Regions from separate parts of the Mus musculus genome. Here region 2 is linked to region 1. The links are chromatin loops, found by intact Hi-C in ENCODE. Cell type or tissue: left cerebral cortex. All regions are shown on one strand. Each heading gives the region's core, and the rest is flanking DNA. Links, peaks and the distances in the headings are about the cores only.

Evidence for each region. Peaks named below come from ENCODE experiments on the same cell type or tissue, not always from the same donor. Only the 100,000 strongest peaks of a DNase experiment are listed, where the experiment ranks them.
Region 2: a loop joins it to region 1, with 1.9 times the contacts of the local background. A loop is called at or near these places in 6 of 42 quality-filtered maps.

What each region holds. Positions count from the first base shown.
Region 1 is chr6:119,306,192-119,313,960 of GRCm38, forward strand. Cacna2d4 (calcium channel, voltage-dependent, alpha 2/delta subunit 4) reads left to right here. Exons shown (of 38, transcript NM_001033382.3): 24 at 1,055-1,150; 25 at 2,486-2,613; 26 at 6,232-6,312. It overlaps Gm52874 (a long non-coding RNA gene), which reads right to left. Exons shown (of 3, transcript XR_003956355.1): 2 at 7,554-7,722; 3 at 6,770-7,017. Among named protein-coding and RNA genes, the nearest start is that of Gm52874, 4.8 kb to the right of the region's middle. In left cerebral cortex, for the core only: no CTCF peak of the experiment used is centred there; DNase peaks (open chromatin) are centred at 1,925, 3,727 and 4,183; H3K27ac peaks cover 2,237 bases.
Region 2 is chr6:119,243,513-119,251,281 of GRCm38, forward strand. Cacna2d4 (calcium channel, voltage-dependent, alpha 2/delta subunit 4) reads left to right here. Exons shown (of 38, transcript NM_001033382.3): 6 at 687-818. Among named protein-coding and RNA genes, the nearest start is that of Cacna2d4, 11 kb to the left of the region's middle. In left cerebral cortex, for the core only: a CTCF peak has its summit at 2,757 (motif pointing right); DNase peaks (open chromatin) are centred at 2,117, 2,794 and 5,296.

The sequences.
Region 1 (7,769 bases), core at 1,565-6,564:
CCCAAACCACAGAGAGTAAAAGCTCACAGCTGGATATGATCAGGTCCGGAACTCTTAAGAGATAAGAAATACAAGGGACATTAAAAAATTAAAATAATAAAAATAAAGAGTATGCTAAAAAATACTTTAGCAGTTGGTCTCACCCAGGCAGGTGGTCTGATCCTGCAGAAAGTGATCTGCAGGAAGAGAAGACAGGATGAGGAGCCCCAGAGCCAGGTTAAAAAGACTAATGACCGCCATGGGCGTGGAGTTTCTAATAAATGGTCTAAAGTCACAGTGGCGATGGATGTGCCATTTGGTGAGTGCACCGAAAGAGATACTTTAGATGGGGAATTATATGGTATATGGTAAACTATATACCACTTGTAGCTCAAGTCAGGGAAAAGGGAGAACTGATATTAAGCTGACATGTTGAACAGACCATGATCAAGTTCTGATTTACCCAGGTTAATGTCATGAAGTACTTAGGTTATCTGCTGATAACTGGGCATCGTGGATTTTTTTATTTGTCTGTTTGTTTGGAAAGGAGTGATGGTAAAACTTGGGTTTTTCTTGTGTTTTGTTCCTTATATTCTGAAGATATAAATTGAAATATTTACTGATTAAATATCTGAGATTTGCTTGGGCATATCCAGTTGCTGCGGTGCCTTGAGAAACCTGGGTTGGTGGTATTTGTGAAGCTAGGTTATGGGAAAGCTCAGAAGAGTCAGAAGCAAATTGAACTGCTGCTTTTTAGAGATGCCCACCCCAGGGTCTGATTCAGTGCAGCTACTGCAGGGTGCTGGTACCTGTGATGTTTAAACCCCAAGTAACCCTGACACCCACATGCAGAGGTCCCACCTCTATAGACCATTCTCATCAGGGACTCCCCAGTCCTCTAACCAACTGTGTTGACCCAAGCCTGGTGCTGTGTCTGGGTATGGATAGTGCCAGTGAAGACCACATAACCACATACCCTCCGGCTGTGGCAATGCTACCACCCTACGCCCTTAAGTATCCACAAACCCAGTACTGGAGAAGACGGTGTGCATGTTGTTGTTGCTTTGCCTCGCAGAGAGTCAGAGCCTGGCGTGGATGTGGCCTTCCTGGGAACCCGGGCTGGCCTTCTAAGAAGAAGCTTGTTCGTAGGCTCCGAGAAAGTCTCTGACAGGTGAGCCCTGGGATGGGGGACCTCTGGGAGGAAGGAACATGACACAAGACTTGGGTCCCTTTGGGGCATGCAGGGCAGAGACGGTTTCAGTATGCTGTGCCCTGTGAATCCACTGACATAGACACGGGGGAACGGTTGGCTGATGGGTGCCGTCAGATGCCCATCTTTCCTCCCACCCGCACCAGATCCCTCTCACTAAGTCCCAATGCCTTCAGCTACGGAGCTCCTCGGTGCCTCCATCAGGACTCAGTGACAAGTCCACACACCATGAGCAAGGTTGGAGGCTTTCTAGGAAAACAGTTTTGGCGGGCTTTCCCTCTCCTTTCTTCTTTCCCTCCCCTAATTCCCAGAGAGGCAGGGGTGGGGGTGGGGGTAGCACCATCCTTAAAGGGCTTCTAAGGATGGGAAGATGTGGCAACACAACCAGGCCGTCCCCAGGTGATCAAGGGCTTTGGGAAGCTGGGAAGGCAACTGCCTGGAGGGCCACAGGTGCCCTGTGTACGCCCCGGTGGAGAACTCCCTTTACCTGGACCGCGATGCAATAGGCAATCTGGGGACTGTGTAACAGCAAATCTGCTTCCAGAGCAGGCAAGCCACTCACTCAAACTTCAGTCCTCTACCTGGGAATTACCCACAGGTGCCACTTAGTTTTGCGCCCCACCCAGCTTCACCCACTTCCTAGTCAGCTTCTGGACCAGCCTCCCTCTGTAGGCTTGCGTGTGCTCAGGGAAAGCAAACCCATAATTAGCAAGGAAAGGCTTCTCCAAAAGCAGACTAATGTTGCACACCGAAGGCTTTCACAGTAACCATGTAGGGTAATCCGGGCCTCTCTACGGCAGTGATAGAATTGACTGTGGGATTCCCTCACTCAGATCTGCCAGGGAGCCAGACAAAAGAAATCACCTAGACCCAAAGGAAATGTACTTTGTTGCCAATACATCTGCATGCTCGGCTGGGTACCAGCTCCGCCTCTGCTGCCCTCCCCTTCTACCAGATGCGCCAGCATTTTGCTTCTGGAAAAGGCAGGAATGGCCTGGAGCAACTTAAGAGCTGATACCTCTTCTCATTCTTTTTTTTTTTTTTTTTTTTTTTGAGGGCACTTGAGACAGGTCTCACCATGTAGCCAACATAACAGAATCGTGAACATCCTCTCTAGCCCTGGGAGGGCCAGGCTAACAGTGTACCACCTCTACTAGGTGCAGGGGCTGTTTCCTATCCACAACCCAGCCAGCACAAGATGCTGGTCTTAGCCCAGCCAGGATGATCATGTATGGCACAGGGAAAAGGGACAAACATCTTCCCGGATTTGAGGAGACATCAATCCTACTCTCACAGGAAGTTCCTGACCCCTGAAGATGAAGCCAGTATTTTTACCATGGACCACTTCCCGCTGTGGTATCGCCAGGCCTCTGAGCAGCCCCCCGGCAGCTTTGTCTTCAATCTCCGCTGGGCAGAGGGACCAGGTAACGGACACCTCTCTGTGCTCTTCCCCAGAGTGGAAAAAGGGAGATGTGGAAGAGAGGAGGACCCCAGGCCTCCCGCCCTGCCTTCCCTCCTGACACCGCAGCTTGGGACACACCTGCTGCAGCACACAGAATATGTTCCCATCCCCAGCCAGCCCTCAAGCTCCAGCATGGAGCAACGGGAAGAGATTTGACCCAAAAGCCAACCAGTCAGACTCCTGGCCCACATTCCCAAGGTGAGATCAACTTGAAAGCTCATAACCTCAGGGAGCATATCCACGTGGCTCTTCCAGTCTCCACTCCCCTCAGGTTACCCAGAAGGCAGCTCCCAGGGCATAGGGAGCCGGCTAAGGCCAGCCAGCAGACCCCTATAGGCCCAGGCCACGGGGTAGGGAGGAGTGGCACCAAGCTGGGGACTCCACCTTCCAGCCAGCCCTGATCACTCTGGAGGATGGCAGGAAAGAACACCAGGACCTTCACTGAGTGTGAGGAAAACCAGACTGCTGAGAGCCCGTGGGGCCTTCGGTACACCCTTAAACTCTTAGCTACCTTTGAGAAAATGATCCAGAGAGGCTGTCGGGCTTGTCCAGGACCTAGAAGTCTAGGCAGCAAGTGTCCACCAGGTTGCCACAAGGGGGCTGACCCCAATGCAGAGGGGCTGGAACTTGGACAGTACCCACTCGTGGGTGAGTGAAGAGGGCAAGGGCAGACTCAGAGATGACAGCTCTCGTGTGTGCGTGTGCGTGCGTGTGCGTGTGCGTGTGTGTGTTTGAATTGAGGAGGGTTTGCAGAAAGCCAGCAGAGGAACACCACTGTGTGTCTGCATGCATGTATGCCCGCATACGTTACGGACACACACACACCGTGGAGGGCTGACCTGGGGCTGTCAGCTTCAGGAGCTCGGGCTTTCCAGGGTGGCCCCTCTAAGCTGAAGACGACGAGGGAGAATTCTGCTCTATAACCCCAAAGTGTCCTTACTAGCCACTAAGCCTGTCACTCCACCCTGTGTCGCTCTGTCCACCCACACACGAGCATCAAATGTGCTGTGCAAACATTTCCCTGCTAAAACCCCCATGCAATAAGTGCTGTTGCTCCCATCTCTCATCTTCCATGGGGAGAAATGAAGGCTCCGAGACACTCCGTGACTTGCTCAGGCTACACAGCACGCATAAGAGCCCTTTACACAGCAAGTTAGAGCCAGGTCCACCTCACTCAAGTCCAGGTTATTTTGATATCCTAGATATAGGGCAGAAGACAGAGAGAGAAAAGAGGATTTTTCATTCCCAGGACCCACAGAGGAGGTTCTCAAAGGCCGCACTGAAGGTCTTCCCAGGTTGCACACCTGAGGCAGAGAGGCAGCTCCTCCCACACGAAGGGCTCCCAAAGGACAGACACCCACGGACTCCATAGATGTTCCCTGGGTGAGACCCTGGGCCCCGCCCAGCCAGGGTGACAGGCTCCCCTCCTGCCTGCACTGTCACCAGAACTGCCTGCTGGCTGCTAGGGGAAGCTTTCTGTGTCCACGAGGTAGGAGGGCAGGTGGGTGGGGAACGGAGCTGCCAGGAGAAGAGAGGGAAGCTAGCAATCCAAAAGGGGACTGCTGAGGAGGGAGGCAGGAGCTCGCTCCCTTCCTACGCCCCTGCACGCTTGCTCAGCCAGAGCACATGCGTAAAGCCACGTGGACAATTCCCATCCTCCCAAAGAGAAGGAACATAATTTCATTTCAAAGGGGTCAGGGAGCTGTGAAGGCAGAGGCAGAGAGGGGTAACCTCCAGGCTAGCCTGAGCTGTACTAGACTGAGTGCTGCCCACTTGGGTTGCCCCTGTACTTAGAGCTTATGCTATATACTACCCGCGGGTACATGTCAGTCTGCCAGCGCCAAAGACCTAGGCCTGGGCCTCCCACACACACCTCATCCTGGCCTTGTTCACACAGGCTCTGCGTCATGTGACCATTGACACTAATGTTGAAGTTCCCAAGGTCCCCAGAGATTAACAGAGTGTTAACCAAAAGTCTGTGCTAACTAGAAGGCAGGCTACAGAAACAAGGACTCCTGCAGGAGTTCCCTACGTTCATTCTTATAGATGTTCCCAGAAACAAAGTGGGGGGGTCTGGTCTCTGTTTCTATTCTGGTTCCTTTGGCTTTGCCATGGCAAATTTTTGGAATTGAGAACAGCTCGTGGGTCATGAGTTCCCACAATCTGAGCATAGTTAGATTCTTGAGATGTGTTGAAGCTAGCAAGGTATCAGGGGAAACCATAAGAATGCTATCCATACGCCAGGAGGTGGTGGCGCACGCCTTTAATTCCAGCACTTAGGAGGCAGAGGCAGGCAGATTTCTGAGTTTGAGGCCAGCCTGGTCTACAAAGTGAGTTCCAGGACAGCCAGGGCTATACAGAGAAACCCTGTCTCAGAAAAAAATAAAAAAAAAAGAATGCTATCCATATGAAACCATGCTTGGCCCCACTACAGAGGTACCACTACCCAGCAATCTCTATGAAGCTTTGAGAGCTACTTATCACAGGTAGTGTGACAGAACAGGATAGTACACAGTCTTGGACTATGTAATGGAGTCTGACCTATAGACTAGAGGCCTTTGGAAAACTGGCTCAAGGTCACAGGTGGATAAGAGTCAGAGGTCCGACAGTAGTCTGCCGGAAAGCTACCCTCATGTAGAGCTGAAACCACCCTCTGATCTTGTTCCCAGGATGGCTTAGTTCTTCTAAAAGAAGTGAAAGGCAACCCAGGTCTCCAGGAGCCTGGCAGACAATTCTAGAAGGGCAGCAATAAAAAAGGGAGTCATCACGGTGGTGAGTTGGGCACCACCAACTAGAACCCATGAAGCCTTGTAGATGTGTCAGATGCCATCCTGGCTGCTGGGGTGGCTCATCCACCGTATCTGGCTCCTGAGCAGAACCACCACTGTCACTTTCTGTGACTCATAATGGCAAGGCAGGGTCACCCACCACCCAGGCCTAGGATGCCAACAGCCTGCCCTTTAATATAAAGTGCATTTGTTGTCAACTCAACAGAACAGAGTCACCCGGCAAGAGGGCAGGGAACCCCAACTTAGGAGTTGCCTTGGCCAGATTAGCCTGTGGCACAGTCTTGATTGTTAAGCATAGGAGGACCTAGACTGCCATGGCCAGTTCCATCCCTGGATAGGAGGTCCTGAGCTGTATAAAGAAGCAGGCTGAGCGTGATCCAGGGTGACACAGGGTGATCTAGAAAGCAAGCCCCATAGCCAGCATCACTCCATAGGGTCCTGCTGCCACTGCAAGGGAGAGCTAAGCAGGAGAGCAGGCAGGCAGGTTTGCTGCCCAGAGATGAGCAAATCATGGTGTCACTGTGGTGCTGGTGTCTCTTGGCTTAGGCTGGCAGAGGCTAAGGGTTGATCTGGCAGGTTCAGATTTGTTCAGATGCAGGGACGGCAAGGGACTGTCAGGCGGTGGATAGCTGTAACCCATGACAGCCACAGGACTCTTCCACCTCCCACCTCACCTATTCCAGGGATAGCTAATCCTGGCATTCCCATTTGCCATGAATTCCAAGAGATAGGCTCAACCCCCGACCCTTCTCTGCAGGCGCCAAGAATAACAATAATTCTCATTTTTCCAGATAGCCCAGGCAAGCCAGTGGCGGTAAGGGCCAGCACAGCAGTAACTGTGACCGTGGATGGGAAGACGGCCATTGCAGCAGGTAAGAGCTGCCCTGAACTGCTGTGGTGGGAGCTATGAGGCAATGTCGTGGTGAAGGCTGGCAGGGTGGGGCTGGCTCAGCTAGAGCACCTGTCTAGCTGGCCTGAGGCCATTTCATCCCCAACACCACGCACACAGGAAGGAAGAATAAAGGTGCCCTGGATATAGGGACTCTAAATTTTTCCCAAGAGAAATGCTAGGGGAAGGAAGTGGATGCTTATGTCATTTTGTTTATAAAACCATAAAACCAAAAAAGATTCATGGGGTAAAATACAGCCCAGAGAGGTAAAGAGACCTGCTCAAGGTCACAGAGGACAGGAACAATCTAGACTGCTATCCTGTCCCTGGGACACTGCTTCCCTAAGATGTTACCTTGAGCTCTAGACCTGAACTCATGACTCTACTTTCTACCTGGAACCCAAGATGACCAAGGGAAACCATGTGAGAGACATAGAAACTGAGGCATGGATAAGTTATTTATCCAAAGTCTCATGTAAGAAAGGTAGAACCTGGACTCAGACCAGCTCTCTTTGGGACCTAGAGTCAATCCTGTTGCCGAGGTTTTAAGGAGAGCATCCAGTGGCCCTCATAATGTGCAGGTTCTTGGTGACTTGGTCAGCCCGTGGCATCTGTTTCTTGTTGTTTGAGCCTGTGTTCATGCCCTCCACGTTCCTCAAGAAGCTGTGCAGTCCAATGGTTACTCAACCTGGTGGAGCAGGGGTACCAGGCATTTGTATGTCACACTCAAGGGGCCTGGCGAGATGGGAGTTCAGAGGCCTGCAGGGCCCTGGCCTCTTGCCAAGGCTGTAAGCATCTAGCAGGGAGGTACAAGAGCAGAAGGCCTGAGTTTCTTCACAGAGCATGTGCTAATCCAGAGTCAGGGTTCCTGTGTATTCTCCTCTGAACTGAGGTAGGGGCAGGAGGCTCAGTGACATGCCCACCTCAGCATCTCTAGCATGTTGTAAGGTGCCTCCCTCTGGCACCTTACAAGGCAATGTATTACACCCCAGAAGCTCCTCACAGCACAATCCTTCCAGATCCCGTGGCATGCTAATCCCAGGTCAGAAGTGATGCCCACTTCTCTCCCTAGAATCCTCCTGTGGTTTGGTCCCCGCAGACCTGTGGCTACCTCGTTCTGCCTGGAAGTGGCCTTCTTCTCAGCCCCTCTACCTTGAATACCTAGGGAAGGCGAGGACTGTGAGGCCAGCCTGCTGCCTGTGCTTCCCCACACTCTCCAATTACCTGATATAATTTTTAACTCAGAGCTGAGTTAGAGCCAGGAGGGGTTGCCATAGAAACCATGTCCCAGTGCCTCGAGTTGAACTCCTTCAGACGGTCCCCGTGATGCTCGCTCGCTCGCTCAGGGTGCACGGTTGTGACAGGAAAAGCATGAGGTGCTGGAGACCTGATGCTGTGAGTTCATCTGCATCTCATTCTGCATCCTCCTTTCCCTGGTCC
Region 2 (7,769 bases), core at 865-5,864, 63 kb before region 1:
CATGTACAGACGAACCTCAGCACACACATGTACAGATGAACCTCAGCACACACATGTACAGATGAACCTCAGCACACACATGTACAGATGAACCCCAGCACACACATGTACAGATGAACCTCAGCACACACATGTACAGACGAACCTCAGCACACACATGTACAGACGAACCTCAGCACACACATGTACAGATGAGCCTCAGCACACACATGTACAGATGAACCTCAGCACACACATGTACAGACGAACCTCAGCACACACATGTACAGATGAACCTCAGCACACACATGTACAGACGAACCTCAGCACACACATGTACAGATGAACCCCAGCACACACATGTACAGATAAACCTCAGCACACACATGTACAGATGAACCCCAGCACACACATGTACAGACGAACCCCAGCACACACATGTACAGATGAACCTCAGCACACACATGTACAGATGAACCTCAGCACACACATGTACAGACGAACCTCAGCACACACATGTACAGATGAACCTCAGCATAAGGGCTGGGAGAGAGGTGATGCTTCTGGTTTAGTGCGCATGGGCTACAAGTAAGCCAGATGCAGCCCGCGGGAAGCAGGGAACACTCACCCATGTTTCGGTCTGTAGCCTGTGTCTCCTGATGCTAATTTCACATTCCATGAAGTTCCTTCCATGCTCTCACTTTCAGACCCAGACATTTTAAATGGCGTGTATATGTCCGAAGCCCTGAACCCCGTGTTTGTGGAGAACTTTCAGAGAGACCCTACATTGACATGGCAGTATTTCGGCAGCTCAACTGGGTTCTTCAGGATCTATCCAGGTGAGGACACAGGATGGCATCTCTGTCACCTCTGGGCTTGTTCTCTGAGAATAAAGTTGAAGACAGCTCCTAGCACACAGCTCCCTGTGAATGAAGGGCCCTCATAGACAAGGCATGTTTGACCCATACTTGGTCTTCTTACAACCTACTGTGGTATAGACACACACACACACACACACACACACACACACACACACACACACACACACACTGGGAGCATTACAGTAGTTGTCACCAATGTTAAGTGAGTGTTCTGGGAAAGCCTATGCACAATGCCCAGGAAGGTCCTGCAATCCCGCACCTTGAGAGGTGTCTCTAGTTGGAAAGCAGAGTGCACTGTCCTCACACAAGGTGGAAAAGGCTCTCTTACCTACACAGAAACAAACAAAAAAATGGATGGTGAACAGCTCACTGGCAATGTGCCACACAACGTGAACTCAGAAAAACTGGGCATGTGCACACCTGTAATCCCAGCGCTGCAGGGGTGGAGACAGGGGATCCTGGGAAGTCACTGGGCACCCACTCTGGTGGAAATGGTGAGCACCATAGTCAGTGGAGACTGTCTCAGAGAGTAAGGTGGAGGACAACAGAGGAAGACACACATTGTTGGTCATTTGCCTCCACAGATGCCCACGCTGGTGCCAGCCCCCATATACACACATGTACACACACACACACACACACACACAGGCATGGACACACGCATGTTTGTGGGTCTTGACTTCTGGTTTCTTGCCACTTAAAGAAATTCAACTCATCTCAGGTATCCATATCCAGAAAGACTCGTGGTGTCTCCTCTTCTGGAAAGACACTGGAATGGTAAAGAAAACCTTTCTTTGTCTCCAGGCTGGAAAGTTAGCACCTCTCACAGGGTGCAAAGAGCAAGTGTGGCTCCCACCACTGACACGCTCCCTGCTGTCTGTCAGACATTCCCAGTTAGCTGTGGGTGTCTGTTTCTGTGCCTAGATTCCTTTAACCCTCCCTGATTCTGAGCCCTTGATGCCTGAGGAACTCAGTCTGTCCCCAGAGTAGAATTCCTGTGAGGAACCCTCTTGCTCCATTTTTAATTGGATTGTTTTTCTTCTTGGTGAGTCTCAGGAGTTCTCTGTATATCCAGACTATTAATTCCCTGTCGGTGTAATGATTTACAAATATTTTCTCCTGTTTTGTGGGTTGCCTTTTTAATTTGTTGATATTGTCTTATAGTCTTTTAATGGATAGTACTTAAATTAGCCCATCTTTCTTTTGTTGCCTATGCCTTTGGTGTTACAGCCAAGAAATCGTTGCCAGCTCCAGTGTCGTGAGAATTCTCCACTATGTGTTTTAGGAAGAAATCTGCAGTTGTGAGTCTTATGCTTAAGCGTTTGCTCATTCTGAGTTGATTCTGTATATTGTGTTAGTAAGGGTTTCACACCTCTCTTTTACATGTGGCTGCCCAGTTTTCTCAGCATTATTTGTTTAAAGACTGTCGCTTGTTCTCAGGTAGAGTTGGCCTTCCTGTCAACAACGATTTGATCGCAGTGCAAGGGTTTCTTCCTAGAGTCCCTCTTTTGTTTCATGGGTTCCTGTATCTATCTGTGTGTTCATAACATACTATTTTGATTACTGAAGTCTTACAATAAATATTAAGAATCAAAAGATATGACTCATTTGAGTGCCGCTCACTTTTGTATCATTGGGACAAAACACCTGTCCAAAACAGCTTCCAGGAGGAAAGATGCATCTTGATTCACGGCTTCAGAGGGTCTCAGTGCACTGAGAAAGGAAGGTATAACAATTCATGACAACAGGAGCATGTCATCAAGGCCCCTCACCTTACAGCAGTCCAGTAAGCAGAACAAGTGTCAGAATTGGGGGCCAAAATGTATGACTTTATCTATACAACTGTGTGCCTGCACTTGAGTATGTGCACCACATGGGTGCAGTGCCCATGGTGGCCAGAAGAGGGCGGTGGATGTCTTGGAACCAGAGTTATAGGTTATTATGGGCGCCAGGAACTGAGCCTGGTCCTTAGCAAGAGCAGTAAGCACTCTTAACCACTGGGCCATTTCTCCAGATCCCCAGCAGTTTCTAGTTTTTATTGCACACTTTTTTACTTCCTTTCTGCTGTTACTGAAAATTAAATCATTTTGGTAACTTCCTCTCCAGGTTGCTCATGGCAACGGATTTTGTTTGCTATGTTGCTGAATTTGTTTATGAGGCCTAACACCTGCCTTCTGACTCTATGGAACTTCCTGTAAATTAAACCTACAACGTGTGAATATAGAACATCTTTCTTTTTTCCCTTTCTTGCCTCATTGCTCTGGCTAGAACTTCCAGTACTGATTTAAGCACAACAATTTAAAGATGAGTCTGTTTTATGACACCTACGAGCAAATGCTTGTTTGTGGCTTTTTCCATCCATGGCTTTAGTTATGTTAAAGTGGATTTTCTTCTGCTGAGAGTTTCCTGAACCTTTTTGTCTTGAAAGTGAGTTGGATTTTGCCAAATTTGTTTTCTGCTTCATTTGAGATGATCATGCTGGGTTTGTTTTTGTTTTTGTTTTCCTCCTTCTGTTAGTGTGACATTTATATCAGCCTGTTTCCACAGGTTAGGAAATCCTTGCATTCCAAGAATACTACATTGCTCTTTTAAATTGCTACTCAATTTACTTGGCTGGGCTTTATTGGATTTCCGTGTCGATCATTTCTGTTTTGGGGGGATATTGTACTCTAGTTTTCTTGTAGCATCTTTCTGTGGCATCAGGGCAATGCTAGCCTCATGGACTAGGCTAAAAAATAGTAAAGATTTAGAGAAAAATTTGCAGATTTGCATGAAGTTTTCAAATGTTTGGTACTGGATCTTGTGTTTCTTCAGTTTCTCTGTCTCTCATAGGCTGTCTAACTGGTTGACATATAACTGCACCAGACTTTCCTTTACTTCCACAAAATTAGAATGACCAACCCATTTTCAGTTTTTATTATAGTAACTTGAGTCTGTTTTTTTTTAAGACTTATTTATTTTATGCATGTGAGTACACTGTCACTGTCTTCAGACACACCAGAAGAGGGCATCAGATCCCATTACAGATGGTTGTGAGCCACCATGTGGTTGCTGGGATTTGAACTCAGGACCTCTGGAAGAGCAGTCAGTGCTCTTAACCCCTGAGCCATTTCTCCAGCCCCAAGTCTGTTTTCTTAATAGCCTTGTCAATTTTATTGATTATGTCAAAATTTTTTTCATTTATTTCTCTGTAGGTTTTTTAAATTATTTTATTTCTCTGTCCAATTTAATGTATTTTCTTCTTATATCTTTGTACTTGGTTTCTTCTGTTTTATACTTCTTTTTTTTTTAAAAAAATGAAATTGATTTATTCTAATAAATTCATAAAACATCACACAGGCGGTTTAAGGAAGCCACTCAAACCCTTGTCTCACCCCAGGTCCCACACATTTCCGTGAACTTCTGTGCAGAGAGAATGGCCATTGTGAAGCTGTGGAACTTCACTCAGGGAGCTGAGCTTTCACTATCGATGACTTTATTCTATGTTATGTTTATTGGTGTTTTATCTGCATGTTTGTGCACCACATGCATGCTTGGTGCCTACAAAGCCAGAAGAGGATGTCAGATCTTCTGGGACTAGAATTACAGATGGTTGTGAGCTGCCATGTGTGAATAGAACTTGGGTCCTCTGAAAGAGTGGCCAGTGTTCCTAATTCCAGTGCCATCTCCCCAGCCCTGATTAATTACATTTTTATTCAGGTATCAACCACACACATACACACACACACACACACACACATGCACACGTACACAATTTCAGAGTTGAATTTATTTATTTATTCATTCATTTATTTATTTATTTATTTATTTTCAGCGTTTTTGAGACAGGGTTTCTCTGTGTAGCCCTGGCTGTCCTGAAACTCACTCTGAAGACCAGGCTGGCCTCGAACTTAGAAATCTGCCTGCCTCTGCCTGCCAAGTGCTGGGATTAAAGGCGTGTGTCACCACTGCCCAGCCAGAGTTGAAATTTTTTTTAATTTAAGCGTTATGTCCTCTGTCATGACTTGTGCACTCTTGCTTCCATTTTGTCCCTTCTCGTTACCTGGCAGCACCCTGTTCTGCTCTCCTTCCTAAGGGCTGCGCTCACACTTACACGTGTCTACATGTGTGTATGTAGACATTGAAGGCTAGGATCCACATCGTTCTGAGTTTGGGTCAGCTCCCTAAATACTGTACTTAATTCCATCCATTTCTCTGTATTATTTCATTTGTCCCTACAAGTAAATAATATTTCATTCTATCTATGCAGGACACATCTTTATCATCTACTGTTGGGTAGCTAAACATTCTAAATAAAGCAGCAACAAGCATGCATATGAATGTATCTCCATGGGAGGATATGGAGTTCTCTGGGTAAATGCATATGAATGTATCTCCATGGGAGGATATGGAGTTCTCTGGGTAAATGCCCAGAAGTGGAATAACAGGGTCTGTGGTAGTTCTATTTTTGACTTGTTGAGGAACCTCCAAACTGACTTCAGTACCAGCTGTATCAACTTTTACTCCCGCCAGCAGTGGATAAAGATTTCTCTTTACGGATATTTGCTGTAGATCTCTTGATGACAGCCGTTCTGACTAGGGTGAGCAGGTGTCCCAGAGTGCTTTTAATTTGCATTTCCTTCATGGTAAGCAATGTTCAACACTTTCAAAAATTATTCTTAGCAATTTGTGTTTCTTCTCTAGAGAACTGTTCATTTCACTGGGCCACCTATTGGGTGGCAACTTTGGGGAGTTTTAGGTGTTAAATATTTGAAGTTCTTTGAAAATTCTGAATATCAGCCCCTGGCCTAAAGTATAGGTGCTAGATTTTCTATCTGTGGGCTGTTTGCTCTGCCGTGTCTGCTGATGGGTTCTTTTGCTGTGCAAAGCTTTTTAATCTCATGTGGCCCATCCCATCTGACTATACTTGGAGCTTGTTTGTTCTTGTGCTGTTGCAGGTTTTGGGGGGTTTGTTTTTGTTTTTGTTTTTGTGGGTTTTGGTTTGTTTTTGTTGTTGTCTGAGATAGTTCTTGCCTGACTTGTGTCTTGAAGAACATCCCCAGTTTCCCTTAAGGACTTTTCAGTGTCTCAGATTTTAAATTAAGATTCATTTCCAACTGACTTTTGCTCAAGGTGAGTGTCTTAGTTAGGGTTTTACTGCTGTGAACGGACACCATGACCAAGGCAAGTCTTATAAAAAACAACATTTAATTGGGACTGGCTTACAGGTTCAGAGGTTCAGTCCATTATCATCAAAGAGGGAGCATGGCAGCATCCAGGCAGGCATGGCACAGGAGGAGCTGAGAGTTCTATGTCTTCATCCAAAGGCTGCTAGTGGAAGACTGACTTCCAGGCAACTAGGGTGAGGATCTTATACCCACACCCACAGTGACACACCCATTCCAACCAGGTCACACCTTCAGATGGTGCCACTCCCTGGTCCAAGGATATACAAACCATCACAGTGAGAGACTCAGATTTACTTTCATCGTTCTGCCAGGGGATGTCCAGGTCCGTCGGTGCTGTTGCTGATTAAGAGCTGAAAGTGGCTCTTTTTCCGTTGCAAATTGTTGCCGCCTTTGTCACAGATGGGATGGTCGTGGCTTGGTCTGCTTGTTTCCAGGCCCTCCATTTCGTCTCATCCGTCTGCCTGCCTCTTTGTATCCCACTCCCAAGCAGTCTTAATCACTGGAGAATTGCATCATGTACTCTGCGTCTATCCAGTAGGATGAGCTGACATCAGGTATTGCGATGCTAACAAGCTGTGTTCTTATTCAAGATTGCTTTGGGTATCCATGGTCTTTCATGATTCCATGCAAAATCTGGAATTTTTTTTCTAGATCTGTAAAATATGACATTGAAATTTTACAGATATCTTACATTAAATCTATAGATTAATTGTGATGGTATAGCCATTTTCACAGTATTAATTCTGCCAATCCAGGAGCGTCAACCTTTTTTTTTTTTTTTTTTTTTGACCTATGTAGATTTCTCTGAAAGACCTGGGATTTGAAAAACCTTAAAGAACAGGTCAGACTGTAGTCTGATGCTGTAGACAACTGTGCTTCAGGTTCAGAAGTGCATCTGAGGTAAAGGCCCTCTGCCTTCCCCACCCCCCAGTCTCTCTCACAGTTCCCCAAGGCATTGTTCACTGTGTGTCATTCTTTTGACCTTGTTCCAACAAGGAGCATGGCAGATCGTTTTATCATCTAGCGTCTGTTTTCATTTCTCTTTTCAGTGTCTTCGTGTTTTTGTAGTAGAGGCCTTTCATTTATTTGGTTAGGTTTATTTTTAGATACTTAGCATTTGAAGCTATTACAAATGAAACATTCTTCCTAGTTTCTTCTCTGAGAGTCCATTGTTTATATATATGAAAGTTATAGGTTTTTTTTAATATTGATTTCGTGTCCTACAACTTTGATTTAAATATTTATTAGATCTAGATCCAGTAGATTTTATTGTCTATCAAGTGTAAAATCATGTCTACAAATAAGGAGAGTTTGACTTCTTTATTTCCTAATTGTATCCCCTATGCCTTTGTTTCATCTAATTGCTATTAATAACACTTAAGACGCTGTACTGAACGAGAGAGGAAGGGTAGCAGCCTTTTTTGATCACTGACTTTAGAGGGAATGGTCTCAGTTAGTCTCTGTTTAATAGTGTTGGCACAGGTTTGTTTGAAATCACCTTTATTATTTGGAGGTATGCTCCATCTCTTCCCAATGTCTTCAGGATTTTTATCATGAGGGCATTTTGAGCTTAGTCAAATAACTCTGTGGCATCAGCTGAGATGGCTTTGTGGTTTCTGTCCTCTGTCTTTGTTTGCTTGCATGGTGCATTACATTGATGGATTTACGTGTGTGAAACCAACCTCGGATCTCTCAGATGAGGCTCACTTGGTTATGATGTATGAACTTCTTAATGTGCTTC